Linked DNA regions of Homo sapiens: regions 1, 3 and 4 are each linked to region 2. The links are chromatin loops, found by intact Hi-C in ENCODE. Cell type or tissue: heart left ventricle. All regions are shown on one strand. Region 1 has its middle 41 kb from the start of MIR4679-2. Region 2 holds the start of CH25H (cholesterol 25-hydroxylase). Region 3 has its middle 52 kb from the start of MIR4679-2. Region 4 holds the start of LOC124902552 (a long non-coding RNA gene).

The links. A loop is a pair of places that touch in the nucleus more often than their neighbours do. Peaks named below come from ENCODE experiments on the same cell type or tissue, not always from the same donor. Only the 100,000 strongest peaks of a DNase experiment are listed, where the experiment ranks them.
Region 1: a loop joins it to region 2, with 2.3 times the contacts of the local background. A loop is called at or near these places in 7 of 110 quality-filtered maps.
Region 3: a loop joins it to region 2, with 2.7 times the contacts of the local background. A loop is called at or near these places in 6 of 110 quality-filtered maps.
Region 4: it touches region 2 in a loop (4-fold over the local background); 8 of 110 quality-filtered maps call a loop at or near these places.

The regions. Positions count from the first base shown.
Region 1 is chr10:89,100,706-89,108,705 of GRCh38, forward strand. No RefSeq gene overlaps it. Among named protein-coding and RNA genes, the nearest start is that of MIR4679-2, 41 kb to the left of the region's middle. In heart left ventricle, no CTCF peak of the experiment used is centred here; no DNase peak of the experiment used is centred here; H3K4me3 peaks cover 270 bases; H3K27ac peaks cover 81 bases.
Region 2 is chr10:89,204,302-89,212,301 of GRCh38, forward strand. CH25H (cholesterol 25-hydroxylase) reads right to left here and starts at 3,016. Exons shown (of 1, transcript NM_003956.4): 1 at 1,328-3,016. The coding sequence starts at 2,991. The coding sequence ends at 2,173. LOC105378418 (a long non-coding RNA gene) reads left to right here. Exons shown (of 4, transcript XR_946180.4): 4 at 130-198. RefSeq lists an enhancer at 2,788-2,857. In heart left ventricle, no CTCF peak of the experiment used is centred here; DNase peaks (open chromatin) are centred at 2,770, 3,050, 3,600 and 4,150; H3K4me3 peaks cover 2,428 bases; H3K27ac peaks cover 1,771 bases; H3K27me3 peaks cover 1,918 bases.
Region 3 is chr10:89,111,728-89,119,727 of GRCh38, forward strand. No RefSeq gene overlaps it. Among named protein-coding and RNA genes, the nearest start is that of MIR4679-2, 52 kb to the left of the region's middle. In heart left ventricle, no CTCF peak of the experiment used is centred here; no DNase peak of the experiment used is centred here.
Region 4 is chr10:89,082,619-89,090,618 of GRCh38, forward strand. It overlaps LOC124902552 (a long non-coding RNA gene), which reads right to left and starts at 4,456. Exons shown (of 3, transcript XR_007062379.1): 1 at 4,359-4,456; 2 at 1,689-1,809. RefSeq lists enhancers at 1,898-2,097, 3,978-4,510. In heart left ventricle, no CTCF peak of the experiment used is centred here; a DNase peak (open chromatin) is centred at 4,463; H3K4me3 peaks cover 1,093 bases; H3K27ac peaks cover 2,219 bases.

The DNA of each region.
Region 1 (8,000 bases), 100 kb before region 2:
ATGCAGTTCCAATTTAGTCCTTTCTGCCATGATATAATGTTCTACTTTACGAAAATACTACAGTTCATCTACTCATTCTTCTAAAAATGGACACTAGGACTCTTTCCAATCAAGAGTTATTTTAAACACTACGGTAGTGAATGTTCTTACGCATCTGATAAACATGCACAAAAGCTTCTCCACAGTATGAGCCCTGTGGTGAAATTCTTGGATCATAATTGACCTTTTCAAGTACTATTGCTATTACTACTAGTAATAGCTGAGATTTTTAGAGCACTCAACAAAAGCTGGTCTTAGATTAAGCCTTCTGTTTCATTCCTTTTTAAAATTTATTTTTTACTTAACAAATACAAATTGTATATTTATCACGTATAACATGATTATTTGAAATATGTATACATTGCTTAAAGACTAAATTTAACTAATTAACATGTAAAATTACCCCGCATGCTTTTTATGTTTTTTTGTAGTGAAAACACTTAAAATCTACTATCCAAGTAATTTTCAAGAATAAAATACATTGTTATTAACTATAGGCACCATGTTGTACAATAGATCTCTTGAACTTATTCTTCGTGTCTGTCGGGAATTTTGTATCCTTTGACCAACATCTTCCCAACACTGCCCCCTCCTCCTTGTAACCGCCATTCTCCTCGCTAGCTCTGAGTTCAGCTTTTTAATTTCTATATATAAGACCACATGATATTTGTCTTTCTGTGTCTGGCTTATTTCACTTAATATAATGTCCCCCAGGTTCAGCCATGTTGTTGCAAGTGACAGGATTTTCTTCTTTTTTTTTTAAGGCTGAATTCTGTTGTGTATGTACCTGCTTTATTTCATTTAATTTTCACAGATGACTGACATAGGTGTTATATCGTCTTCCATTTGTTAAAATAATAAGTTGATGGCAAAATATAACACACAAGCAAATAGATGCATGAGACATAATGGTATATCCTGTTGAGTAATTACAAACAAAACACTTGTTTAACAACCACCCAACTCAAAATATAAGAAATGGCCAGCACACAGAAATACGCCCTTCCTGCTCCTGCTGTGCAGATATTAAAGTCTCTGCTCAGTTTGTTTGATGGTCAGCAAATGATTGGACAGAGATTTCCTTAAATTCCTTGAATGAATATGCTTCCCAGCATTTGCCAAGGGAGTTGGGTTATGTTGGGTTATGCCTTCAACACTCGGGCAGACAGTTTACAACTATTCCTTGTGTTTACTTTTTGCTTGCACTGAGCCACACAGTCAGGCAAAGACGAGAGATTAGGGCCTTCTGCTGTCTTGAGCATATGCACAACCCTGAATATGCCGGTAGCCTTCCAGATTCCCAGGAGTATATATGAGCTTTTCAAAGTCTAGTATGATGTGAATGTTTGTGTCCCTCCAAAACATGTGGGTTGGAACCTAATACCCAATGCCATACTATCAAGAGGTGTGGCCTTCAGGAAGTGAGTAAGTCACGAGGGCTCCACCTTCATGAATGGGATTAGTGACATCAAAAAAATGCCAGGGAGCTGTTTGCCCCTGCCACCTAAGGAGGACACAGCTAGAAGGCACCATCTACAAGGAATGGGGCCCTCACCAGACGTGAAATCTTCCTGCACTTTGATCTTAAACTTTCCAACCTTCAGAATTGTTAGAAATGAGTTTTTGTTTATAAATTACCCAGCCTATGATATTTTTGTTATAGCAGCCCAAACAGACCAAGACGAAGCTGATTAGGGACATCTCATTTCTGTTTTTCAAGTTTTCTCAGTCAGTCTCTTGTTAGCCCCACCTGGTATCCACAACACAGGCACCTGTGGTGTTAAACAATTCCTGCTTCTTGTTTTCAACAAAAACCCTGGGAATAGGACTTTTTGCACAGAAATATTTCTAGTCAAGTCAAATAAAGCCAGGCCCTGAAGATGGAGTTTTTCAGGAAGCTGCCAGACAGGTCAAATGGTTACAATTCTCTTCGATGCAGCTGTTTTAGGGAACTCCAAACTCATTTTCCCCCTTTCCCACCTCCAGTGGCTGCTAGGCTTCCGGTTGTCAGTTATCATAGGCATGGGGAGGATAGTTTTCAAGACTACCATGGAGATGGGGAGAAGGTGATGGGAGTAGGGCAAGTTAAAACTCCACACAGCTCACTCACTCTGCTTACTGATATTTAGTAATTTTTCTCGAATAAACACTCCTTGGAGTGTTGCAAGCCTTTGATTATTTCTGGAGTTCTGAGAAGCTGATGTTGGCAGTCTTTACCAGTGCTTCTGTTACTTCTATGGAGCAGATTTTGAGACATTCTTACTCTACTATTTCTGAAGTGCTTCTGTTCCCTTCTGCGTTAGTTTTCTAGGGCTGCCACAACAAAGCAGCAACAAAAATGTATTTTCTGAGTTTGAGAGGCTAGAAGTCTGAGACCAAGGTGTTGGCAGGGTAGGTTACTTCTGAGGTCTCTCTTCTTGACTTGGGGATGCTCATCTCCCTGTGTCTCCACATCATCTTCCCTTGGTACACGCCTAGGTTCAAATTTCCTCTTCTTATAAGGACACCACTTAGATTAGTGGCCATCCCAATGAATTCATTTTAACTTAACTAACTCTGTAAAGGCCCTGTCTCCAAATAGTCACAATTCTAAAGTACTGGGGATTAAGAGTGCAACAATGAATTTTTAGATGGACATATACATGCAGTTTTGCATAGATATAGTTTGTTTTTGCTACTCTGTTGCATTCTTGGTATGATTATACTACAAATTATTTATCAAATTTCCTGTTGATAACTTTTTTCCAAGTTAGTGTTCACTGTGAATTATAATGCATGAATATTCTTGTAGATGTATTTTGTGGTCCATAAACTTTTTTTTCTGGATATATATCTAGAAGTAGAATTCACAGATCATAAGTTAAGCATATGCTCAACTTTAATAGATAATGTCATGTCTTTCCAATGTAGTTGTACCAATATTGGAGCATTATTACATTGTGGTTCTAATTTGTTTCCTTAACAAATGAATTTTATTGCCTTAATATGCCTACTGGTCATTTTAATAGCATTATTTGTGAAGATCTTGCTGAAGTCTCTGAGCATTTTTTATTGGGTTGCTTGTCTTTTGCTTATTTCCTGTATTGTGAATTTATTTTGGATCTTAACCGTCTGTCTATTATATGTATTGCAATTATCTTCTCCAATTTTGTGGCTTAGATTTTCACTCTATTTATATTTTGAAGTGTTTGATTTTAGTGTGATTAAATTTATTTATCTTCACCTTTATTCGTGCTTTTAGCTTCTTTCTTTAAAAATCTTTGCTTGCTCTAAGGCCTATATTAGTATGTGTGTGTACACATATATTTGTGTGTGTGTACATACATATACACACATACATGTATACATACATGTTAATATATAAAAAACATATATAGAGTATTATATATGTATATATATGTGTGTGTGTGTATATATATATATATATTTCCTCTTCTAGAATCTTAATTATTTTACTCCCACACTAAAATTCACAATCACTGGAATTGACTTGTCTATATTTTGTGGTAAGGGCTTATTTTTTCATTTTCCATATGAAAATTCAATTGACCCAGCATCATTCCTGAATATACCATTTCTTAATAGAGCCACAGTTCTCATAAATCAAGTATCTGTATTTCTGAGGGTCTGCTTCTGGACATTTATTTTTTACATATTTCTATTTGTTCTTATTCCAATGCCACATTTTTAACACTAAAGCTTTACAAAGCCTCAATAATTAATAGAGCCATCTTCCCACTTCATTTTTCTGCTTCGTTATTATCTTGGTTTTGGCTCTTTTTATTTCCACATGACTTTATCAACTGGTTTCTCGATTCTCACAAAACTGTCATGTGGATTTTAATTGGTATTCCATTGAATCTGTAGATCCCTTTGAGGAATTTGATACCTTTATAGTAAAGAAGCTCACAGTACATCAACCTGGCATATCCCTCCATTTATTTGTCTCTCAATAATGTTTGATGGATTTTTCTGTACCTATCAAAAGCACATTTTATCAGATTTATTCCTAGCTATTTTATATTTTTGATATTTAGCAATTGATAAAATATTTTACTTCATAGTTTGCTTGTTATATGCAGAAATGCAATAGATTTGTCAAGGTTATGCTTATATTTAACATCTGTGAAACTTACAAATTCTATAATTTATCTGTAGATTTCTGCTCCACGTGCATACAATCATGTAAATAATGGCAGTTTTATTTTTTCCTTTCTAATTTTATTCTTTTGTTCTTTTTTGTGCTTTATTGTGCTGGTAAGTGCATCAAGAGGACAAATTATGGTATTGAATATCATTTTCTTATTTCTTATCTTGGAAATTTTTCAATGTTTCACTGTTATGTTGTATGTTTCTTGTAGGATTTTTATGCGTATTTTTTCATATTAAGGAAGTTCCTTCTACTCTTAGCTTACTAAGAAATCTTATGAATTGATATTGAACTTTATCACATGCTTTTTCCACATCTATCAATGCAGAAAATTATATTGCTCTTTGTTTTGTTAATATGGTCAATTATATTGATTGAATTTCCAATATTGAAACCCTTGCATTTCAGAAATACCTTACTTTATTAGTCAGGGTTCTCCAGAGGGACAGAACGATCACAAGGTGAAGTTCCCCAGTAGTCCATCTGTAAGCCAAGTCCTAGTCCCAAAACCTCAAAAGTAAGGAAGCTGACAGTGCAGCCGTCAGTCTAGGGATGAAGACCCGAGAGCCACTGGCAAACCACTGGTGTAAGTCCAAGAGTCCAAAAGCTGGAACTTGGGGTCCGATGTTCGAGGGCAGGAAGTAGCCAGCATGGGAGAAAGATGAAGTCCAGAAGACTCAGCTAGTCTGCTCTTTCACCTTTTTCTGCCTGCTTCATTCTAGCTGCGCTGGCAGCTGATTAGATGCTGCCCACCCAGATTGAGCGTGGGTCTGCCTCTTCCAGTCCACTGACTCATATGTTAATCTCCTTTTGCAACACCCTCACAGACACCCAGGAACAATACTTTGCATCCTTCAATCCAATCAAGTTAACACCAATATTAAACATTAGACTTATTTTAACATTTTACTCATTTTAATTTTCCTGCATTTCATTCCTATGTAAGAAGGTATTAATTTTTATTCAATTTCTTTAAGAATAAAGAACTCAATGTTTTTCTGTTTCTTTTTGAGTGAGGATTGTGTTTTTTTCCTTTACATTTTCAAGTTAATGTCATATTTGACATTAATTTATTCATAATAATCCTTTACTATTTTCTTACTATCTGAGGGATCAGTAATAATGTTTCCTTTTTATTCCAGATACTGATCATTTTGTGACTTTTAATTTATTTTGAGAATTCTCAGTAGGGGTTCACCAATTTTACTCATTTTTTAAAGAAAGATTTTGGCTTTCTTAATCCATTGACAATGCATGTTTGCTTCATATTTGATTTCTGTCTGTCCAGTTCGCACTAGTAACTTCTCTCTACTTTCTTTGGGCTTAATACTAGCTTTTTGATTGATGTTTAGATCATTGATTATTATGCTTTTTTCATTTTTAATATCCATTTAAGGACATAACATTTTCTCTAAGTTCTTATTTAACCGTATAACACAAGACTTTAATTTATCACATTGCCATTGTCATTCAGTTAAAATATTTTATAATTTGTCATAGTTTCTTTTTAAAGCCATTGGTAACTTAGAAGTGAAATGCCTGATTTTCAAACATAGGTAGATTTACTAGTTATCATTTTGTGATTTACTTCTAATTGAATTACAAGAGGTCAGAGAAATTTGTAATGAGTTATTTTTGTGGCCCAGAATTTGACTAATTTTTGTAACTTTTGTCTGTGTTCTTGAAAATATATATTTGGAAAATAGACTCTGTTTGGCATATCCTTACTGATTACACAGTCCATGTGTGTCCAAGCAAGAAAATTAATATTAAATTTGATTGAAGATGGAAGAATATTCCGGAGGTGTATTCCCACAAGTGTTTCGTAGGAAAAAAAAATAATAACAAAGATGTGGTCAGAATTTTAAAACATTTTAAAATTATTCAGGAGAAAAATGTACCATGACAGAGTCAGTGAACATTAAATAGTGATTAGAGCCCCACAAATTTTAGATGATGGAGTTTTTCAAAATAAAATAAAAATGAGCATGTTTAAAATGATTCAAGGCAGAAACTTAAAAATCAAATTTCCAAGAAAAATACAGGCCATTTGGGAAATAATAAAGTAAAACTTCTAGAAATAACAATTTAAGTGAATAATTCAATGGATACTCCCCACAGTAAGTGTATAAAAGTGGTAAATTCTCTTGATCTTTATCCAAAAATGTCTAATTTGTCTTCACATTCGTGTAATTATTTGGCTGGTATAGAATTATAAGTTGACAATTGTTTTTTCCCAGAACTTTGAAAATATTATTCCATTATTGGTCCAAAGATTCAACACTGTTAAAGAGAGAATTGGCTATCTGGAAGGAAAACTTCCCACAAAATTAATCAGAAGAGAAAATTAAAGCTATGGAGAATATTTTAAAAATTTTTAAATATAGGCCGGCCACGGTGGCTCACGCCTGTAATCCCAGCACTTTGGGAGGCTGAGGCGGGCGGATCACCTAAGGTCAGGAGTTCAAGACCAGCCTGGCCAACATGGTGAAACCCCGTCTCTACTAAAAATACAAAAATTAGCCAGGTGTAGTGGAGGGCACCTGTAATCCCAGCTACTCGGGGGGCTGAGGCAGGACAATTGCTTGAACTGGGGAGGCGGAGGTTGCAGTGAACCAAGATCGCACCATTGCACTCCAAACTGGGTGACAGAGCAAGATTCTGTCTCAAAAAAATAAAAAAATAAAAAAAAATGTACAAGTTAAAGTAAAAGCGTTGAACATTTTACTTTTATTTGTCTAATATAATTTCTAAAAGAAGAAAAGGGGACAATAGTGAATAGATCATATTCAAAGAGATAATGCTAAGAGTTTTCTAGAATTATTAAAAAAAATTTCTCAGATTAACGAAGTTTTTAGAAGAATAAATGTAAGTAAATCCATACTACAGCTGACCCTCGAACAACTCTGGGATTAGAGATGCCGATCTCTATGCAGTCAACAATCCATGTATAACTTTTGACTTCCTGAAAACATGACTAATAGCCTACTGTGGTGTTACTGATAACATAAACAGTCAACTAATATGTATTTTATGTTATATGTATTATTATATACTGTATTCTAAAATAAACTAGATAAAAGAAAATGGACCAATGACTTTCTTTGAAGAATTGTAAAAAACTAAAGTTCATATGGAACCAAAAAAGAGCCTGCATTGCCAAGACAATCTTAAGCCAAAAGAACAAAGCTGGAGGCATCACGCTACCTGACTTCAAACTATACTACAAGGCTACAGTAACCAAAACAGCATGGTACTGGTACCAAAACAGGGATATACACTAATGGAACAGAACAGAGCCCTCAGAAATAATACCACACATCTACAACCATCTTATCTTTTACAAACCTGACAAAAACAAGAAATGGGGAAAGGATTCTCTATTTAATAAATGGTGCTGGGAAAACTGGCTAGCCATATGTAGAAAGCTGAAACTGGATCCCTTCCTTACATCTTATACAAAAATTAATTCAAGATGGATTAAAGACTTAAATGCTAGACCTAAAGCCAAAAAAACCCTAGAAGAAAACCTAGGCAATACCATTCAGGACACAGGCATGGGCAAGGACTTCATGGCTAAAACACCAAAAGCAATGGCAACAAAAGCCAAAATTGACAAATGGAATTTAATTAAACTAAAGAGCTTCTGCACAGCAAAAGAAACTACCATCAGAGTGAACAGGCAACCTACAGAATGGGAGAAAATTTTTGCAATCCACTCATGTGACAAAGGGCTAATATCCAGAATCTACAAAGAACTCAAACAAATTTACAAGAAAAAAAAACAACCCCATCAAAAAGTGGGCAAAGG
Region 2 (8,000 bases):
CCATAACAGAGGTGATGATGATAATAGTAACTATTCTACATCCCTATGGTGTTGTTGTAAGGAGCAAGTGAGAAATTGTGTGACAGCGCATGCGCATATGAACTTTTTCTTTACTATTTTTATTAACAGGTTCTCAAGCTATCTGAAAAATTGCTCATCCTTTCCACTTCCGCGGTTCTACCTCCCAAGGCATTAAAAACTGTTAAGACATTCGATTGTAAGAAAGTATTTCTAAATCCAAATTGTGCACTTTCCATGTGTATAATTTGCCCAAAATCTAAAATTACCTTATGCAGTGATGCAACATGATACATTTTTACAATTCTCTGAGGATACGCTGTGATAAATTGTTATTATCCATGATTTACAGGGCAGCTTTGGAGTGCCTACAGCTGCTTACAACTCATAGTTGCACCATAGATTCCACACCTGCCTGTTTATCCGTCTCTTCTTACTCCAGGTGCCACGTGCATCATGATAATAATATACTACCGTCAATGTAGCATTTTCTCCTCACATCTCACTTCCTCTTTTCATGGATTTCACTTTTATAAATCAATATCATCTTTAAATCCCAGCCTGGTCCTGATACAGACAGAGGAGGAGGTAACTTCAGTCAAGAAGCTAAAGGAACACACACGTTGAAGGGAACATGGGAAAACTGGCTGTGAGCTTCCACATTCTGGGGCATTCTGCCAAACATTTGGAGGGCCTAACCATATTTCTTGGGAGTCTCATTTGGCAGACCGTGGAGACCAGGTCTCTAAATGGATGCTTTACCTTTAAACATGACAGTTTGGTTCAAATATAATGAGCCAAGAATTACACACAAAGCTGCCATTCTTTATATTGTGTCTAAATTGTCTTGATTTTTAACTCTACACTATATATATTCCAAAAACAAAACTAAAATGAATAGGCAGGAGTTAGATGGGGTGAGTGATGGGTGATGGGTGTGTGGTTAATAATAGGAATATTTACTGTCATCTGCAAGAACATCTGGGACACCTCCTCCTTTTCCACATGAGGAATCAGGGATCCAGGGCCAAATTTCACTTTATCTTTCTTTTAGAAAGGGCTGTACCTGCTGCATGTATGTTTTAATTAAGAAAACTGAATATACAGAAATTCCAGATTTCAGAAGCAATGCTTTGATGTTCATTTGCAGTAGCTATGGATGGATTCATGAAAACAGGGGCTTCCTCAGAATCCCCTTGCACATCTATCAGCCACTCTAGTGTATACTATTGACTCACCAGTTTTGCAAAGCAAGGCACGCCTCCAATTCTGTTCTTCCCCTAATCCATTCCCACAAATAATAAAATGATTGACTGCTCAGCGTTAATCTTTCTATGAAACTTTACAGAGTAATCCTATCATTTGCCTGTTATACAGAAATCAGCTGAAAAGCATTAAGAATATTAGCGTGTTTTTCCTCCATGAAATTGCTAGAGCACAACAAACAGAGCCCCTTCTCCTGCCTCCTTTTCTCTAACAACCCCCAACAGAACACCCTACACCCAGATTCCTCTCTTTCCATGGTGAGGCTGATGGAGGCTTAGAAGGACACTTGGTATGCCCGCTCCCTCTTCCCTTTTTTATCAGTCAAAATACCAGTGAAACGGAAGTCAATACTTATTTGATTCATGGTTTTTTTTCCTTTTTAAAGCACGAATAACATTTCTTTCAAAATAAATATACAGTTCTATAAAAAAATATAAGAAGGTACTATAATTCTTGGTCACTGTCCAGCAGAAACATGTTTGATTGCTTTTAGAGTCAGAAGTCAACACCATCCACAAAAATACATTCTTTTAGCCAGGTTTTAGAACACTTTGAAACATAGAAAATTCCTTATTCTACAAACAAGTCCTTTTAGAGATATTCTAAATATGCCAGTGATGAATGTCTAATTCATATGCAGGATTCAAGGCTATTGAGGTGAGCTAGACTAAGAATACCAAGAACACAAAATTGTATTGATACACAAACAGTATGTAAATTACTTTGTCAGATTACAAAAATGCATCAGATTTTATCTATGGTTTTCATAGATAAACATAAAGCAATAAGTTAGTTGCTTTAAAAAAATATATAGCTCAGGTGTTTCTCTTCATTCAAGTGTGAAAGGCACAGCAGTCCCGAGTCTTAGGGGCACCCACCGCAGCCACATCACCGCGCTGGGACAGATGCAGTCCGCAGCGTTCCCAGTATTTTGTCCCAGTGTGTAAAGTACGGAGCGAAGTTGCAGTTAAAGTGAGAGTGATGCAGGTCGTGGTGCACCACACCCCCGTACCACCCGAAGGGCACCAGTCTGTGAGTGGACCAAGGGAAGTTGTAGCCGGAGTGGTCCTCCACGGAAAGCCAGATGTTGACCACGTGGAAGGTCAGGGTGGTGAGCGGGTGGCACCCGAGCAGTGTGACGTTCATCATGTCGAAGAAGCCCAAAGAAAACAGTTCCCAGACGCTCATATACTGCGTTGCCAGCGCGAACGAGGACGAGTTCTGGTGGTGCACCTTGTGGAAGGTGCGGTACAGCCAGGGCACCTTGTGGTGCAGCAGGTGCCACACGAAGAACTCCATGTCGAAGAGTAGCAGGCAGAACAGGATGTGGTGCAGCAGCAGGAGCAGCTCGGGAGCTTCGTGGGGCAGGAGGGCCGGGCTGCGGGCCCAATGCAGCAGCGTCACGGGGAACACAAACATCACATGCTGGTAGAGGGTCTGCCCCAGGCAAGGTAGCAGCTGCTGCGCGGATGGCGAGAAGTCAGGGTGGATCTTGTAGCGCCGCAGGGCGGGCACCCAGGAGCACAGGATATCCAGGACCACGAAGGGCAGGCAAAAGCCCACGTATGTGGTGATGGAGAAGATGACCGGGAAGAAGGGCGACTGTAGGAGGGCCTCCCAGCTCCTCAGGTGGTCCCAGAGGGGCTGCAGGAACAGCTGCCCGGAGCTGCAAAGGACCTGGGGGTCGGAGCAGTTGTGGCAGCTCATTGCGAGGCTGTGCAAGGCAGCTGAGGCTGCTGCTCGAGTCCCATCGACTTTTCACAGGACTCACGGCCCCGCCCCGAGTGATGTCAGCTGCCTTTCCATCCCTTTCCCGGCGATGCGAAGCTTGAATAAGCTAGCAACCCGGCAGAGTGGCCCTTCATTGCTGTAAATGTGCTCATCTATAGCCGCATCTTACCGGCTTTTAGATATGCGTGTATGCAGTGGCACTTCGTACTTTTCATGTAAGTTCTGATTTTTCAGTTGACGTACAATTAACACGGGACACAATGTACAGATCTACCGTGTGGAGTTTCTATGAGTTTGGCAACTCAGTTCACGTGTGTCATCACGGGTCTCAAACTAGACCGTTTACATTGCCACCAGAAAGCGCTCCTTTGCAATCAATGCAGAATTGTTTGTGTTTTTTAATGCATACGTATAACTGCATCCATGTGCTTTCATAAAGACGCAAGCATAATCGCATTTTAAAAACTGTTTAAAGCTACATGCGGTCTGTAGCTCGGGTGTTTTCTGAGAACCCGGTTGCGGTCTATCCAGCGGCGATCGAGAAACGAGCCCTTTGCACAGGGAACCGCTGGTCCCCGAACGCCGGCGGTGACCGTCAGCTCAGGAAATCAGACGGGAAGGGTGGCCGGATGGGAACCTCCGCCAGCTCCAGCTTGTCCCCAGAGTTTTCCTGGCCGGCGGGCAGCAAGCTAGAGAGACCACGCACGCAGGCTCTCCGGGAGAGGCCGCAGCCCGGCCGCGTAGCTACCCTCGGCGGCGCGTCCCGGGGCGCCGGGCCCGCGATCGGAGCCGGAGGCACCGCACAGCGGAAAGAGGGCTCCGCGGCGGCCAGGCTCAGCTTTGCCGGGAAAATGCTGGATTTAACTCCCAGTCTGCGCCAATCTGGCTAAAAAGCCCGTTGTATCTCAATTTGGGGCGGGAACACTTAATTCAGCAAACCACCTGCGTTGTTCGTCAAGGGAAAGAGATGTGAGTTCCTGAAGCCTCCCGGGAGGCTATTGAAGGACCAGGTGATGTCGTCACTACCCTACCCTTCCCCTTGTTGGCTTTGCGGGGCCAACTTGCAGTCGCCCTCTGCCACCGGTCCTTGAATCCACTCCGGGCCCACGGAGCCCGGCTAGGGGGCTAGTCTCTATCCCCTGCGTTTCTCCGCCACCCATCTGGGGTCCTCGGGCCAGGGGCCACCGAGCACAAGGAGGTCGGTACTAGGAGAGCTCTTGAGAGACCCTGGGAACAGCACAAAAATCCTCGCGTTCAACCCGGGGTCTGACACATGACACGATACAAGGGCCCCTTAGGGGATAGACGTTTTAGACACCAGCTTTGAAGCCAGGGAGCACTCCTAATTCTTGCTTAGTGTCTTGTATCTATGTGGTTGTGTCCAGCCCTTTACTCCTTGAAGCTTGCATTTTCTTATCCCCCCGATTCCCCACAAAGGGAAATTGGAGTATTAAATGGAAAAATAATAAGTCTACCGTGTAAAGCCCACCTACTAGGTGCCACGCATTGGCTAAATGTTTTATCTGAATTGATTTTATCCAATCCTCAAAAAAGCTGGCTTCCTCACCCTGCCAAGAAGTAGGATTATTATTATTGCTGTGGGTTTACAGCAGTAAAATCATAGGTCCTAGCACACAGCAAACACACCAAGTAATATGCATGGTATTTTAAATTTGTACTCCACACGTTACCTAAAGAATAACTGAGAAATTTGAAATTAAAATCAAGTAAGATTATGTAAAGAGAAATAAAAGATATAACGCCATCTATTATGAGGAAAGAACAAGTACTACAAAAATATGGACCAATATATGGGCCTAAAACTAAGATCATATATGGTATATATGCATACATATGATATATATAATATGCCAATTCATAATATGTAATATATAAGATATAGATACATATAATAGGCCAATTTGTAATTCAGAATCTCCTAACTGGTGTGTGTCCACTAACTGCCACTGATGGAATACTGACATTCCTTAGATGCTCATTCCCAGGAGCCCTCAGCAGTAGCCTCTAGCCCTACAGCAGCCTTTTTATTTAACCCAGGGTACTATGAAAACATTATTATATTCTGCTGACATATTTGCTGTTGATGAGATAAAGGTTCAGAAGCAGTGTTGAGTTTCTTGACAGCCAATACAAAAAGGGAACAAGGGTGAATTTTTCTAATGCTGCTGCTTTGATTTCTAGATGATAGCAGAAAATAGGTATAATGTAGGCCCCTAGTTGCTTCCAGTTAAACAACCTGTCCTTCCAAGGCTCTCCACCTCTACCGCCCATGCGCCCCCACCCCCCACAACATCTCCTCCCTTCCCCAGTGTTGTTTTCACTTCACTTTTAGGGTAAACCAGAAACTTTTCTTCTCATTCCGGCTAGACGTGGTCTTGTCCTTGATGCAGTGTTTCAGAGAAGAGCGTCCTTCTCACTGCTCCAAACGGACCATTAGAGCTCACTTTCTCAACATTAAAATTGGATTTCTGCTCATAAGTAAAATATCACTCAAATTTACCCTCAACAGAAGTTAGCCCTCAAATTTCCTTTCAGCACACATTGTCCTTTTCTTGTGGTCTCAGTTATCATGCTTGGGTGCTCTGGTTGCGAGAGCAAGAAAGATTTTTTTTTTAAGTGAGTGGCATTAGCAGGTTTGCTTAATTTGGATTTAGCTGCTAGATTTGCTGTCAAGACTGTCTCCTTTGAGTCCCCAGCCCCAACCAACCCATTCATTTTCTGCTTTGGTGTATCCACCGTCTATCGCTGTTAGAATAATGTCCATGTGCCAATTACAGAAGGCCGTGGGCAGCAAAACTTGAGAGCGCTGGCTTCAGCCTGCTTTGTCCATACTCTCCCCCGTGACTTTGTGGCACTTTGAAGGATAGCAACTAGCTTCTCTGCCATCTCTGCACTTGCAGCTGACCAGGACAGAAGTTTTTGTCTAACATACAAATGCAACCATCCCAGGGAAATTGATGAATTACAGTCCTGTTAGTTCTCCACTCTATATCATGTGGAATGCTGAACAATATGTCAGGTAACCAAAAACAGCATCACTTAATGGACCAAAATAAAATTGAACACTATCAAGTGCTGACTAAGGTGGTATCATTTCTTGAATTTGGCACATGCGCACCTTTAAACAGTTTTTATTTGCACAAAAATGTAATAGCTTGCTAGATGAATAGGTCTTTTTAGAGCACAGGGTGTATCTTCTAGGACTTCTTCTCACAGTGCCAAGCATTGCATCTTGTATGTAATGAGTGTTCAAAAGATATTTGTGGACTCAAGATTCATTTTAAAGGACATTAGCTCTAAATTGAGGCTAAAAAACAAATCTTTTTTTTTTTTCTGGAGTACTGCTTGATGTAGTTTGGATCTACCCACCTGTAAAGATGGTTTTCCCTAAAACGGGGTGTTTTCTGATTAGAACTTTGGCCACACCATTTCTTGTCCAATTGATGGTTTTCCGCAAAAGGGGGTGTTTTCTGACAGGTAGCATTAGAACTTTGGCCACGCCATCTCTTCTCCAGTTGATCATGGCTTCCTGCATATGGTTTTTATCTTAGTATGGTTTTTCTGGCGGAGTTGGAGGACAGGAATCTTTTATTTTCTGCTTATCACAGGGGTCAAATCACTTTTCTGAGAGTACAACAGTCAAGTTTGTGCACACTCATCACAATCTCAAAGTTATGTGGCACCAACTTACCAAAAGACTGTGGATGCTGCTCCCCTTCCCCCAGCAAATAGAACATGTAGTTAGCAAAGCCTGCCATCAATCACATAATCCCTTTTTTAAATGACCTTTATGAATTTCTTTTTCTTTCTCAAATTAGGTAAGGCCATTTGGGCATCTGTTTAATCAAAACTGTTCCTGGCTATTAGAGATGTGTAGTGTTGTGTAACAGGGAAGACTCATAGAGGTGGAATGATCTCGAATATCAAAATCTAATCCTTCATTTTAAAGACTGAAGATTAAAAATTCAGTCTCAGAAAAGTCAAGACAAGGCTAGCTAGGGATAAAAAGCAAGTTACAGCCAAACTGAGCAGAAAAGGGCCAGGGTTGGTTCCAAGGTAAGTATCTCTTCAGGAGGAGTTTGGTATTGGAAGGGGTCATTGAAGCTGCTTTTATGTGACACTTTACAAAAGACTCAGAAAACATTAATTAGCCGTGCCAAAAACAATAGGAGATGCTGATAAAGAACATGGGGATGTTAGCTTCCTCCAGACACTCTCCTGATGCTCCTATTAGTCCAAATACTGGTGCATATTTGGTTTTAAACACTTTCTATTCTGATCCACTTACATGTCGCATTTAAGTGGGCGCTTCTACTCACTTATACTGTTGAAACTCTCATCAACCTCTCTGAAACTTTTAAGGCATATAAAATCATCCCCATTAAAAAGGCATTCCCTTGCCTGTAGAGAAACAAATGCTCGCCTCACCTGTCAAAGGGATTATTGCAAATATTAAAGCTTTATGAAAAGGCTTTGAAACCCCGTAAGGCACAACACAAAATGTGAAGTATTATTTTCAGTAATGCTAAGACAATTTGACAAAGAGTTTTGCTTGCTTAATTTGGAATTGAAGTTCAAATCTGCACCTAGCGCAACATAATGAAATACTGATTGGGTAACTTTTTAAAAATCAGAATAATTACTATTCAAAGTTGCCTTTCAGTGTCACAACAGATCAGAGTGACTTATCTTTTGAAAATCTCTTAATACATTGAAAAATTAATGACAAGAAATCACATTACAGTGTATTTTTAATGTTTATATTTAAAAAATTAACACCTTTAATACCCACAAACACAAAATAATCATTATTTGGGGATGTCACTAGTCTAAATTTCAGTCCTATATATGTGTGAGGCCTGAGTTAAAACCTTTTCCTCCTGCCACCCATCCCCCAACCACATCTGAAGTTCTGATCACTCATTTACCTATTAGGCAAATTTTTATTTTCAGTTTACATTTGA
Region 3 (8,000 bases), 93 kb before region 2:
CCACCCCCAGCCTTTGGCAAGCACCATTCTACTCTCTACTTCTATGAGTTCAACTTTTTCACTTAACATAATGTCCTCTATGTTCAGACATGTCAAAAATGACAGGAGTTCTTCTTCTTCTTCTTTTTTTTTTTTTTTTTGAAACAGAGTCTTGCTGTGTCACCCAGGCTGCAGTACAGTGGTGTGATCTCAGCTTACTGCAACCTCTGCCTCCTGGGTTCAAGCAATTCTCCTGCCCCAGCCTCCTGAGTAGCTGGGATTACAGGTGTGCGCCACCACGTGGCTAATTTTTGTATTTTTAGTAGAGGCAGGGTTTCACCATGTTGGCCAGGCTGGTCTCGAACTCCTGACCTCATGATCCGCTCACATCTTTCTTCTTTTTTAAAGGCCAAACAGCATTCCATTGTGTATATATATATCATGTTATAAAATTCATTCATCCACTAATGGATTCTTGGGTTGTTTCCATATCTTCCCTGTTGCATATAGTGCTGCAATGAAGATGGAAGTGCATATATCTCTTTGACATACTGATTTCAATTCCATTGGGTATAGAACCAATAGTGGGATTGCTGGGACATATGGTAGTTCTATTTTTAGTTTTGCAAGAAATCTCCATGCTGTTTTCCAAAATGACTGTGCTAATTTACAATACCACCAACAGTATACAAGTGTTCCCTTTTCTTCACATCCTCACCAGCACTTGTTATCTTTCATCTTTTTGATAGTGGCCAATCCATTAGGTATAAGGTGATGTCTCATTGTGGTCTTAATTTGCACTTCTCTGATAATTAGAGACGTTGAACACTTTTTCATATATTTGTTGTCCATTTTTATGTCCTCATTTGAGAAATGTCTGTTTATGTGTTATATCCATTTTTATAGGGTTATTTTCTTGCTATTGTGTAGTTTGAGTTCCTTGTATATTTTGAATATTAGCCCTTTATCTGATGGATGATTTACAAATATTTTCTCCTAATCTGTGAGCTGTTTCTTGACTTTATTATTTACTTGGCTATGCAGAAGCTTTTAGTTTGAGGGAATTTCATTTGTCTATTTTTGTTTCCATTGTCTGTGCCTTTGGAGTCATAACCAAGAAATCACTGCCCAGACCAATGTCATGCGGCTTTTCCTAAATGTTTTCTTCTAGTTATTTTATAGTTTCAGGTCTTATATTTAAGTCATTAATTCACTTTGAGTTGATTCTGGTACAAAGGGTGAGATAGGAATTCATCTTCCTTCTTCTGTATGTGGATATAGTTTTCTCAACACTGTTTATTGAAGAGACTGTACCCACTGTGTTCTTGGCACATTTGTCAAGAATTAGTTGACTGTAGGCAAGTGGGTTTATTTCTGGGTTTTCTACCCTATTCCATTTTTCAGTGTATCTGTTTGTATGCCAGTGGCACATTTGTCAAGAATTAGTTGACTGTAGACATGTGGGTTTATTTCTGGGTTCTCTACCCTATTCCATTGGTCAGTGTATCTGTTTGTATGCCAGTGTCATATTGTTTTGAGGACTATAGCTTTGCAGTACATTTTAAAGTCCAGCAGTGTGATGCCTACAGCTTCATTCTTTTTGGTAAAGATTACTATGGCTATTCAGGATGTTTTGTGGTTCCATACAAATTTTAGGATTGTTTTTTCTATGTCTTTGAAAATGCCATTGGGATTGTGTTGTTGTTATTGTTGTAGAGACAGGGTCTCACTGTGTTGCCCAGGTTGGTCTTGATCTTCTGGTATCAAGCAATCCTCCTACTTTGGCCTCCCAAAGTGCTGGGATTACAAGAATGAGCTACCACGCCCATCCAGCATTGGAATTTTAATAGAGGTTGCATTGAATCTAAAGATTTCTGTGGGTAGTATGGATATTTTAACAATATTAATTTTTCCAGTCCATGAACAAGGATATATTTCCACTTATTTGAGTCATCTTCAATTTCTTTCATGAATGTTTTATTGTTTTCAGTATATAGCTCTTTCACTTCCTTGGTTAAATTTACTACTGAGTTGTTTTTGGTGTTTTGGTTGTCGTTGTTGTTGTTGTTGTTTTTTGCTGCCATTATAAATGGGATTGTCTTAATTTCTCTTTCAGGTAGTTGATTGTTAATATTTAGAAACGCTATTTTTGTAAGTCAATTTTGTATTCTATAACTTTACTGAATTTGTTTATGAGTTCTAACACATTTTGTTGTGGAGTTTTTAGGATTTTATCTGTAAGATCAAGTCATCAGCAAACAGAATTGTGCTCTTTGTGTACTATGCCTTTCACCTCCAAGCTATCATTTTAGCTTGGAATGGCTAGGTAAAAGCTTCAAAGAAAAGAAACCATAATGTAAGTCTGTACATCAAGTCTGTAGTACATCACAACATTTGTATAAATATCAGAAAGTTCAATCAGTAATGCATGTTGGAAAACATATAGCCAATGTAAGAAATTCAGTTTTTATTTATACTGCCAAAAATTAAAGAGACATTGTCTAAATTTCCAAGTTGGAATGTAAAACTTCGGCCACTGGATTTCCAGTTGACTCTGACAAAATTCATACCAGAGAAAATATAGTAAACTTCAAGAGATGAGAATCGTGTGTAATATACACTACCATCTTTAGAAAATCAAAGTACAGTAGTAAAATTCAGTACTTTTAAAATCCAACATGGCTTTTTATCTAGAACTAGTAATATAGATGCAGTTGCCTAAGGTTTAGTTGGGTAAACAAATACAATTAGATGTTATTTTTTCAGAAAACATCTGGTCATCACTAACCTAGATTAAAGTACTGTGTTTGGGGAGACCCAGTAAACAAAAGTAAATTAAATAGATCTGCATGCTACACAAGGAGTTTGTAATCTTAAGTTTATAATAAAATGAATTCACTGATGGCAGCAATCCAGAGAAGTATGCTAAATTCATTGACATGTTGGTAATTATCACCAAAGTTGTACAAAGAACAATAGGAGTTCAAAGAAGGAGAGATCACCTGAAGTTCAGATAATCAGAGAAGAATCAAGGTAACATCTGAGCTGAGCATTGAATGGATGGATAATATTTGGGGAGGAACTGTCAGAATGAAAATCCAGACATTAAGAAATAATGCAAGCAAATCATTCTGGTAACTACCAGGCCTTGAATGTACCTGAATACACCCCTATTAAAGATTTCACCACTTTTTTATTAGTTTACTTTACTAATGTTTTACAAATCTAAAAAAAAATTGATCTCTACTGAATGTACGTTAATGTTCATAAAATGTATTCATTCAATTATTTCTTCTATGTGTCAGAAACTGTGTTATGGCTGAGAGGCAGAAGAAAGCCTATCTCCTGTCTCTAAGGAAACTGGTTTGTTTAGTAGCAGACAAGTAAGCACATTGTTAATTAAATATATGTGTGTTTATATATATAATTAAATATATATGTGTTTATATATATACACACATATATATAAACACATATATAGTAATAACACAATTTGAGATTTTCTGGATTTGGGAATAAGAGATCATGTCAAGCTTGTAGAAAAATAATTTTTAATGACTCCCAAAAGAATCTACTAATCTCTAAGTTAAAAAAAAATATTTTTGTCTAGAATAGAGAACAATGGGGAGGAAGGGCAAAGGGACTCAAATATCTGCAGTTAAAGGAAAAGGAAAATGAGTCAGAAAAGGTATTAAAAGAATTTGAAGAGAGTTTTGGTTTGAGAAGAATAGCATTTTGGAATAGCAGAAGATTCCTGGGATCAAGGCAAAGATGACATCCAAAGAAAGAATTCATGTCAGGAAACCTGGTAAGAGCCAAATTAAATGAAATAACTACCAAAACTATCTATTCCAGTAGCTGCTATGCATGTATCACCTTATAATGGATTTGGGGGATGGAAATTTCAGATTAAAAATATGAACTCTATATTACTATATGATCATACATTGACAATAAAATTTTTCTCTCTCCTCCTGATGACAGAGCTGAGATTCACTAGTCTCAAAATGTTGAGTGTTTTAATCTCTAAAGTTGTTGTATTTTTAAGCCATAGGAACCTCATCAAGGCATAACGTTTGTTGTTGTTGTTGTTGTTTGAGATGGAGTTTTGCTCTTGTTGCCCAGGCTGGAGTGTAATGGCATGATCTCAGCTCACTGCAACCTCTGCCTCCCAGGTTCAAGCGATTCTCCTGTCTGTCTCCCAAGTAGCTCGGATCACAGGCATGCACCACCATGCCTGGCTAATTTTTTTGTATTTAGTAGAGATGGGGTTTCACCATGTTAGTCAGGCTGGTGGTGAACTCCTGACCTCAGGTGATCCACCTGGCTCAGCCTCCCAAAATGCTGGGATTACAGATGTGCGCCACCGCGCCCGGCCGGCATAACGTTTTAATATATACTACATAAAGAAAATGGTGACTAAATAAAATATATAGCATTTTATACCAAATTATCCATATTGGAGAAGAGAAAGTATTGAAGGGTAACTAATCAAAATACATATTAAAATAATAAGGTTGGACACTGGGAGAAGACAAGTTTGGCTGCCAATCTGACAATGGCCCTTGGCATTTGCACTGTATAGGGTCCTGTCCTCTAGTCGCAGTTCATTAAAATAGTGATGACATCTGACTCAAGAAATGCCAAAGAGTCTTTTCAAGAATTTAAATGACTCATTGACTCCAGGGAGTCAACTCCTGGAACTTGAACTAAGAAGCCCTGTTGGGAACTGGGGTAACCATGAGCAAGCAGAGAAAAGCACCAAGATCAGACAGAAGCAGGGAAGGGTAATGAGAGAAAAGGAGAAGCACAGAAAGAAGTCAGTACACACCATTTGGAGATAGGGAAGTCAGTATAGGAGAAGGTGGTGAAGAGACAGGGGAAAGTTTCTGATGGCTTTCCTTCTTTTGCAGATGGTTCTTTGTGTAGTTCAAATGTGCTTCCTGCCTTGGATTCTAAAACCACTGCATTGAAAGTCCCCTTTATTTCCAAGTAAGCTATTTTGAATAACTTTTTAAAAATTAAGTTAGTGTGAATAAAAAGAAGTAGCCCCCGAGAAACAGAATGTCCTATATTTCAAAGTCATACTATTTTAAAATATTTGTTCTTATTCATCCAGGTCATAGTGTCACTATCTCTGATATCACTAAGGATTTCATATCTCTGCTATTACTAAGGATTTCATAGTTACTTGCTACTCCTTTTAAAAAGGGTGGATAGAAGAACTTCTCTAAATGTCTAGTAACTTTAGGGTTTTTGTATATTAAAAGATGCCAGGTGAGAGAAGACAAAGAGAAAACAAGTGGAAATATGGTTTTCTGTGGAAGGTATGATAGAATAATGCCCCACTTCCAACCCCAAAGATGTCTACATCCTAATCCCCAGACACTGTGACGTGAATGTGTTACTTCACATAGTCAAAGGGACTTGCAAATGTAAAAGTGAAGAACGTTGAGATTGGGAGATTATCTTGGACTATTCATGTGATTCCTACTAGGGAAGAAGAATGTACCAGAGAAGTGAGATGAAAGGAGGAAAGATTCAAATACAAAAGGACTTCAAATCACAGTTTCTGACTTTGAAGATGGAAGAAGGGAACCATAAGCCAAGAAATGTAGGGGCCTCTAGAAGCCAGGAAAGGCCCTCAATGGATAACTGCAATAAAAAAGGAGACCTCAGTCCTAAAATCACAAGGAATTGAATTCTGCCAACAGCCCAAAGGAGCAAGAAAATGAATCTTGTCCTAGAGCCTACAAAAGGAATGCAGGTGCCCTGCCAATGCCTTGATTTTAGCCCAGTGAAATTCATGCCAGACTACAGAACTGTAAGATAATACACTTGTGATGTTTTAAGCCACTAAGTTTGTGGAAAACTGTCACAGAAGCCATAGAAAACTACTATACCTTTTAAATCAAATTCTATGATTCTCAGTCTAGTAGGATATGACAGAAAAATGAAGTCAGACTTTTTCCTCAAGAACTGTTTTATCTTCAGTTGCTTTAACGATCACGTTTTCCTACTATGGTGCTGATTAGTTTTTTGGTAAGATTCTTGATCACAGAAGATATCAAATACACAGACTGAAGTTCAACACTTATTTTGAAGCTAGAAAATAAAAATATATATACATTCTTGGAATAATCTATTGCATACATACAGTATGAAAAAAATGAAGTAACTTCATAAAACAGTATCCATTTGTAAAATTCACTAGAGAATTCCAGTGTATTTCCATGGAACTATGCATTGTCAAGTTTTTAATTAGTCACACTAATTTCCCCCTTTGGTGTTAACTATCAAAGCATACTCAAATCTTCCTCATTGGCATTACACATTGGAGTTGCTCAATAAATGTATGTTGGACTTCAGTGTGGTGTTCTGCTAAGTACTTAAAATTCAATAGGGAAAAATAATCACAAGAATTTCTGTTAGGAGTTTGAGATAATTTGGTGGATAATTATGTGCCTTCCTATTACTGCTGGAGGGTAACAGCTGTCATGTATGACCCAAGTGCTGTTGTGAAGTGTGGTTTTGTGCATTCTTCAAAGATAACTAAGCATCTTTCATGTGTTACGACTTGTGTAGTCCTGAGTGATTAATCACTTTGATCCTTGAATCAAATGGGCTCTTAGGTGAAAGAAATATAAACACTTATGCAATGGGACAAGGGCTATAATTCAGTTATCTATAATTCACTTATTAAGAATCTACTATGCACTGGGTACTGGGAAGGGGGGTAGGCCCTGGGGAAACATAGATTAATCCCCTTGAGTATGGGCCAGGCTTTGTGACTCGTTTCTAATAAATGGAAGCTTCATGGATGAGGCTGCTGACTTCCAGTTCAGGTCATAAAAGACATCCTGCTTTCACCTGGTTCTCTAACCCCTCTTCCTGCCACTGTTCTTTAAGGAAGCCAAACAGCCACATGGAAAGACCACATTTAGGTGTTCTGAACACAGTCCCAACTGAGCCAATATCAGCTGTCAGACATGTAAGTCTGTGATATCTCAGATAATTCTAGCCCCCAGTCTGGGAACTGCCACAGGTGGCAATGAAAGGACCAGAGATGAGTTATCATTGGTGAGCCAGATCCATACTGCAGATTTTTGAGTAAAGTAAATGTTGCTTTAAGGCTCTAGGCTTGAGACAGCTTATTACATAGCTATAGATAGTAGAAACATGCTTTTTAAGAAAATATATTTATACCTACATTTATTTATGTTCTGTCTTTTTCCGTTTAACTTTAAGTTGCTTGAGGACAGAGAACCCATCTGTTTTCAGTGCTTGGGACAGTAGCTTGCTTGCGTATAATGGTTGGTTAATATTTCTGAAAAAAAAAAAAAAGAATGAATTTATTGTATGATATACATCTTAGAAAACACTATTCTGGCTTTGGAAAAGATAATTATATAGATCCAAGACAGGAAGACAAGCTGGGAAACTTGCAATAATCCAGGTAAGAACTGACAGTAGAAACTGTGGATATGATTGAAATCACTAGGCAGAAAATGTAGAATGAGGAGGAAAGAAAAAAAAAATCCAGATCAAAGCTTCAAGAAAGACAAAGCAAGGAGCAATTAATGGTTAAAGACCCTTTTAAAAAGTTTGTTAATTATGGAAAATTTCGGATATTCCCAAAAGTAGAGAGAATAGTAAAATGAACTCTTATGTATCCATCACCAAAGTTCAAAATTTAGCCATTTTGTGCTGTTTGTATTTTGTCTACAATTATATTATTTTAGGCTGTTCACAAGGATATAAAAGATTCAAGCAATATTTCTTGGTGCCTACTATTGAGAGGGACTACTTAGTGGTTTAGGATGATAAAAGTATGAATAAAACTGGGTATCACAGATTTTGGATTGCTGATAGAGAGTTGGGAAAGTGTACTATATCAGCAAGTCCAAGAAGAAAACACATACACAGGCAAACAGCATATCTAAGGAGTGTTTAATAAAGGAATTATTTACAAAGCTGTGAGTAAGGTTAAAGAAAACAAACAAGGAATGGTAAAATACACC
Region 4 (8,000 bases), 120 kb before region 2:
TTTCTTCTCTTCATCCTTTCTGTTTTGTGCCTATAAACTCACCTTCTGCCCAGCTATTTTTTTCTTTATGTTTCATGTTTTAATTTTGAAGATTTTAATTATAAAATTATATTAATAATGAATAATGTAAATAAGATATTTTAAATACAGAAAAAATTTAATATCTCCAGCAATCACACCTCTTAGAGACCACCATTACTAATATTTTGCTATATCCCCCCAATGATTCATATATATATATATACTTTTTTTTCATTACCAAACTGCCATTACTTTCTACATTCTGCTTTATGGCTTTCTTCTTACTTAAGATTATATCATAAGTATTTTATCATGGCAATAACTACAGTTAAGGACATGTCTTTATGTTAGCATTTGGTTGCAATTCTTTTTCAATCATATAGCTATACCAGAAGTTATTTAATTTATGTTCTATTCTTGGACATTTGGGCTGTTACCAATTTATTGATATTACAATGCTGATATGAACATGCTTGCTTGTAAATTCTTGTATCCATCTCTGATTGGTTCCTTATGACAAAGTCTTAGAAGTGAATGTTAACCAAGTGTTTTTCCTTTTTTAAATTTCACCGGGTTGCTATGTTTTGTATCATTCCCTTTGACAAGTGACCATCAACTTAGGCTTCTACAATATTGCATCCCAGCCAGAGTCTATGGCCCCATCAGGCTTCAGTTTGGGAAAAGAGAAGAAATGCATAGCAGATGCTCCTTTAAATTTTATTCATGTGTAAGTCTTCTCGAGGTCATAAATGTAGCCTATCCATTTACAACATCAAATTCATAGCAAGAAATAGTGAGAAAAGATCCTTTATAACCCTCCTTGACTAGCACCTAATGATATGGGAGCACTGGCCACTTTTTCAGTCGTCTTGTGCCTGGTTATGAAAATTATGGTTAAACGTCATGACTTTGAGATAATTTGAAGCATTTGGAATCCAAGTTTGTTTCTTCTTTTAATCTAGGTACATTTGCTGGCATCTCCTGATGTTCTGTCTTTCCATAGTTAAAATTTGGGCTGAGCTTTAAGGAAATTAAGGAAAGACTACTTTCACCTTTTGAGGCTCCCACTGTTCTGATAGGCAAGCTTGAATAGCTAGGCTACAGGACAGCGCATTTTTCATTTTCCCATTTGGGACCAGAATTGCAGCCTATATGCAATTACCAAGACTAGTCTCTGAGGCAGTAGTCTCTGACCATCCACTTCAACTGCACTCCTGCATGATGCCCTTACATTTCTGTTGTCTGTGTTGAGGAAAATCTGGGACATGAACGCATGTGGTAAACTACAGAACAATAGTAATAAAATAGTTTTCATTTGTGAAACCCTTCTTTGTTCTAGAAGCTGTACTCTATAGTTTACAGGCCATCTCCTTCAGTACTGTCATCACCAAGAGGTGGATATTATTGTCCCTTCCATTTTACAAGTGAGAAAATTGAGGCCAAGTTAGGTGGGTAGTTTAATATAAGACTCTGCCTCAGGAGAGGTATGCAGGATTAAAAATAAATTTAGAGGCCCAGCGTGGTGGCTCACACCTGTAATCCCAGCTCTTTGAGAGGCCGAGGCAGGCGGATCACAAGGTTAAGAGATCAAGACCATCCTGTCCAACATGGTGAAACTCCATCTCTACTAAAAATAAAAAAAATTAGCTGGGCAAGGTGGCACATACCTGTAGTCCCAGCTACTCAGGAGGCTGAGGCAGGAGGATCACTTGAATTCGGGAGGCAGAGGTTGCAGTGAGCCGATATCATGCCACTGCACTCCACCCTGGTGGCAGAGCGAGACTCCGTCTAAAAAAAAGAAAAAAGAAAAAAGAAAAAAACCAAAAATGAAAACAAAAAATAAAAATAAAAAAATAAATTTAGAAACTCACAGCTCACAGCCCACACAGATACCATGGACTTTCACTTTCCATGGTTGCATCAGAATAACATATGAAATAGAAAGTGAAAGAACTAAAGACAGAACTTTGAGCAACATCAATATTTAAGTGGCAGGAGGAGATAGATGAGTCAATGAAGGTGACTACAAAGAAACAGTCACATTAAAGAAGAACTGGAAGAAAATGAAAAAGGAGCAGTGGTTTTCAAAAAGGGAGGAGATGTCAACAAATATCACCAAACACCAGAGTAATAACATAAGGTCTAGAGATGTCTTTTATTCAAATGTCCATCAGTAGGAAAATGTATGAATAAAATGTGTTATATTTGCATATATTTGACTAGTTATTATATAGCAGTAAAAATTAATGAAATCAATTGACATGCAACAGTATGGATGAATCTTAGCAATATAACATTAATTGAAAACAGTTTCTAGGAGAATTGTACATAGTATGATACTCTTTTAAAAAATGTTCAAAACTAAAATAAAGGAGTGATGAACATAGCATTTAATATAATGAGTTACCTGGGTGAAGGGAGTAAGGGGAATGAAATGGTGGTTTGAGCATAGTTAGGGGTAGGTTATTTTTGAGGCCTTGACTTTTATTTCATTGCTATATTTTAAAAATACTTTATCAAAATTAACTAAAGGTAAATGGGCATTGAATGACCAATAATAAATATGGCATGAACCAGGATTATGACTGACCTAATTCTGTTCATTGAAGGAACAAGAGAAAGGGCGAGAGAGTGGAGAGGAAAGGGAAAAAACATGTCTCTTGGATTGAGCAAGCTGGAAGTTAGTCACCAGTGTCCCTAAGCAACACTTTCAGAGGACTGCAGAAACAGAAGACAATTTGCAATGTAGAAAGTGTAAGTAGTGCCCATGTTTTGAAAAGGTTGGTTGAGAAGTAAAAGGAGGAGGTAGAATGTTGAAGGGGGAGTACGGAACAGCCCGGTGGCCTCTAGGCCAGACTTCCTGGGTCCGATTCCTAGCTCTGACATTAATTAATAAACTAGGTGACTTCAGGAAGGTTACTTGACTTCTCTGTGTCTCAGATGTCTCAAATATGAAACTGAGAAAGGGAATGTTTAATAGTGTCACTGTGAATATTAAATGAGTTGTGAAAAAATTGGAACAATACCTTATGTGTTTGCTAGATAAGCATTGCTAGAGGAGATGCAGAGTAAAGGAAGTTTTGTTTTGTTTTTTAAATTTTAAAATGAACGATATTGGAGAAAAAGTTTGACTCTAGAAGAGAAATGAAGTAATTAATGGAGTAAGGTCCTGGAAGAGGCAGGCAGGAATGGAGTCTAGAGGACAGATAAAGAGATTTTTTTCTGGATAGGGAGAAGATCAGAACTTGTCCTAAGAATAGAGAAAAGGAGTGGTGAGTGCAGGAGGAGAGACTTGAAGAGGCAGCATAGGAGAGAGGTTCTAGGATAGGAAGTTTGCCCCTAGAGAATAGTCATTATTATTCTCTAGGACAAGTGTGCAGAGACACTTGCAGCTAAAAGAGAGGATTTTAAATGTTCTCACCAAAAAGAAAAGATAAATATATGAGGTGATGGATATGCCAATTTGACTGATTTAATTATTCCACAATATATACATGTATTGAAACATCACCTTGTGCTCCATTCCAGAACTTGCTGGAATGTCCACCATGAGTACTGAGAGAGGAAGCTTATTAGGGGCACACACATTCACACACAAAAAAATTGGGGAGTGGTGGTGAATATCCACTCAAGTTGGATACAAGCAATTATACTAATACCAATGCCCATAACTCTGTGTGCGTGTGTGTGTGTGTGTGTGTGTGTGTGTGTGTGTGTGTTTCAATAAGTGGTTGTAGAAGGCAGACAGTTGGATGGTGGATGGCACCCAGGTTTAGTACTTACAGGTTGGATATTTAGGGCAGAAAAGAGAGCTGGGATGTTGGAGATTCTGGCAGGAGGATGAAGTGGATTAAACAATACCTCATGGATAAAGCTTGCACACATAAAGAAGTAAAGTAGGAGGGGGTGGCATTTGGGCAAAAAAGGCAGTTGCAGAGGGACTAGTAAACTTCATTTGCTTAAAGTGACATCTTACGAATAACAGAGTTAAAGGGAGAAGAGGCTATGATCAGAAAACAGCATACTAGTTTCTGCTGCAGAACATCTCCAGTTGATGTAAAGAACAAGTATGACCATAGAAAAATAGAGAAGAATGAAAGTAAAGGCCATTGTAATCATGAAAATCAAGGAAACTTGAAGTGAGGAAGTTGCTTCAGTAATTCCTCCACCATCTTATATACACAACAGAGGACTCTACCCTGCCTACCAGCAGGGTGCCAGCTGCTTACTGGTAACAGCTGTGGTGGCAGAATGGACCTTTCTCTTGGAAATAGTCATTGTCTTCTCAGTAAGCTAATGACATGATGCAATCAAAAGGAAATGGAGTGCGAGCTTACAGTCTGATGAATCTTCAGACCTCTTGGATGAGGACAGCTAATGATGCAAGTCAAGGGCGCAGCTGGAGACCCACAGAAGGCACAGCAGTGAGTCACGTGAGCTCCTCAGAACCGGCCACCAGAACTTCACCACCCGCCCTCACACATGGCGGGCGGAAGTTCTAAAAATGTCCCAGAAGGGGACTCAGTCCCAAAGGCAGAACCACTTCTGGCAGACTGCATCGTCCCTCCCTAAGTGCTTTTGGAAATGTGGGAACAGACATTTTCTCTGGTCTCCGGAAGAACGTATGAAGACTAAACTGCTGTGGGTTTGGGAAAAACTGATGTCAGAGATGCTTATTTTCTCTAGTCACTGGAACTCATTCAAATCAGTAAATGCTTTTTGCTGAGCTTTTCCCATTTCCTTGAACGTAGGAGATCAAACCTCACCAACACGACTGCCTCCACCCAGCTACACAATGCAGCCCTCAGAAACAGATGTTCTCAGTTCCGGTTAAAGTTAGTATTTAGTAACCCTGCTCTCTTAAAGACTCCAACTGTTGCCACCCACAGAGCACACAGATTTTCCACCCATATAAGAAGATATGGAGGGAATATTGGGGAGAGGGGAAGGGCAATGTTTTATGCTTCTGTGCAATGGAAAATATGAATCCCAGAACCTGTTAGATTTGAATGTGAATCCTGGCTCTATTATCTTAAGAAATTAACCTCTTTCAGCCTCAATTTCTTCATCTGGAAAATGGAAACAATAATATTTTATAGAATTAATGACAGGATTAATCATGATAATATGTGTAAAATGCTGTGTATGGTAGGAAGAGTAAGTTCTGATGTTCTATTACACCACACAGTGACTGCAGTTAACAATAATGTATATTTCAAAATAGCTAAAAGAGAGGATTTTTTTTTTTTTTTTAGACAGAGTCTCGCTCTGTTGCCCAGGCTGGAGTGCACTCGGCTCACTGCAAACTCCACCTCCCAGGTTCAAGCGATTTTCTTGCCTCAGCTTCCTGTAGCTGGTATTACAGGCACATGTCACCACTACCGGCTAGTTTTTGTACTTCTAGTAGAGACATGGTTTCACCATGTTTGTCAAGCTGGTCTCGAACTCTTGACCTGGTGATCTACCCACCTCAGCCTCCCAAAGTGCTGGGATTACAGGCATGAGCCACCGCGTTTTAAATGTTCTCACGAAAAAGAAATGATAAATATTTGAGGTGATGGATATGCCAATTTGACTGACTTGATCATTCCACAATATATGCGTGTATTGAAACATCACCTTGTACTCCATAAATATATGTAAATATTATTTGCCAATTAAAAATAAAACAGATTAAAAATAGTAGGTGATCAGGTAATGAGCCTACATATTCTCCTCATATTACTTTTTATAAGTGGCATGTCCTGGGGACAGTGACATGGCAGGATATAACATGTCACCTTATATTCTGCTATTAAATTCCTAAGACTATAATATACTCATAATTTCTCTCCTGTGAGTTGATTTTTACATTCTTTCAATTGTTACTTATTTCCCAGTTGACCTCTACCTCCTTGCATGATTCTTCATCTTCTGTCTTTAGATGGTGTTTACCATAGGAAGACAAGCTCTTTGGGATACCAGTCTCTGGAATACTAGCCAACAGCAATGCTAGATACTATGTCACTGCCGAACTCATGCAGTGCACACTCAAGGGTTTTTGAGTTATTAATCCTTTTGAAATTACCTTCACAATATCAAAAACTCACTAGAAATGCATGTTAATATAAGACTAGCTTTTTAAAAATATGTGATCTTGTTAGAAATGTGAGCATCATATATGCAAACAAAGTTATTTACATATTATAGTTAATTATCCTTCAGAGTTAGAAATCAATTAGGACAGGAGTTCTCAAACTTTGCTGCACACTGGATTCACATGGGGACCTTTAAGAAATACAGGTTTCTCTTTGCCACTTTCAGACATCTGTAACTCAATTATTACAAGGCATGACCTGAGCATCTGGATTTTTCCAGATAACTCTAACATGCAGCAAAGTCTGGGAACTGCTGTTAGTGGCTATTATGCACCCAAGGACCATCGTTAAAAGATGCTTACATCTGTACACGTGTGTTTATATTAATGCTACTCAGCTTGCATTCACTGATTCATTCAATAAATATTTGTATAAGACATTAGGAGATACAATGTTGTTAAAATATATTATTTTTAAGAGTACTACTTCCTCACAGTTGGTTACATAATTAGGGAAAACACCTTATTCAAGATGCAGCATAAAATGTATTAGTCAAGAAGAGGACTTTTTTCAGTAAAAAGATAAGCCTTACCAACTCTATGACAAAATAGTCTGCTATCAGACTTACCTCTTTCTCTCTCTCTCTTTTGAACTTTTAGGTTCATGGGTATATGTGCAGGTTTGTTATATAGGTAAACTGCATGTCACAGGGATTTGGTGTACAAATTATTTTGTCACCAGCTGATAAACATGTACCTGATAGGTATTTGTTGTGATCCTCTCCCTCCTCCTCCCACCCGCTACCCTCACGTAGGCTCCAGTGTCTGTTGTTCCCCTCTTTGTGTTCATGTGTTCTCATTATTTAGCTCTCACTTATGAGTAAGAACATGTGGTATTTGGCTTTCTGTTCCAGCATTAGTTCACTTAGGATAATGGCCTCCCTCCAACTCCATCCATGTTCTCTCTCTTTTTTTTTTTTTTTTTTTTTTTTGAGATGGAGTCTCTCTCTGTCCCCCAGGCTGGAGTGCAGTGGTGCCATCTTGGCTCACTGCAACCTCTGGATCCCGGGGTCAAGCGATTCTCCTGCCTCAGCCTCCCAAGTAGCTGGGATTACAGGCACCTGCCACCACGCCCAGCTAAATTTTTGTATTTTTAGTAGAGATGGGGTTTCACTATGTTGGCCAGGCTGGTCTCGAACTCCTGACCTCAAGGGATCCACCTGCCTCGGCCTCCCAAAGTGCTGGGATTACAGGCGTGAGCCACCACGCCTGGCCTGTCTCTCTCTTTTTTAACTCTGCTTTTAGCCTTACAAAAGTATAAAGCCAAGTTGAGTGAAGGGTAGTGTGTTTGTGTGTGTGTGTGTGTGTGTTCGCTCAGGTACAGCAAGGCTTACTTATAGCTTATAAAAGCCACGGTGACACATTTCCCAGTTTCCTCCTACTCTACCTGTCTCTATTTTCTCCTCCTGTGCTACTCATCCTCAATCCCTTTTCACCTTCCATTTCTCTCTGCCTCATCCCCACTTTCCATAGAAATGAGAGAGCACTCATCATGCACAAGATTATGGAATGAATGACTGTCCACATCTTTCCACCTTGTGTATTTGCCTGGAGATGTGGTGGGAGATTAAAAAGTTGGAATAAACTGAAAATGGGCATTGGAGCAAAAATAGCTTGTTAATTTAACATGCGATATTTGTATTTTTGTGCATGACTTATGTCACTTAACATAATGGCCTCCAAGCGCATTCATGTTGCTGCAAATGAGAAGAATTTCATTCCTTTTTATGGCTGAATATTATTGCATTGTGTGTGTATATGTTATATATATATATGTTATATATATAATATACATTTATATGTTATATATATAATATACATATATGTTATACATATTATATAC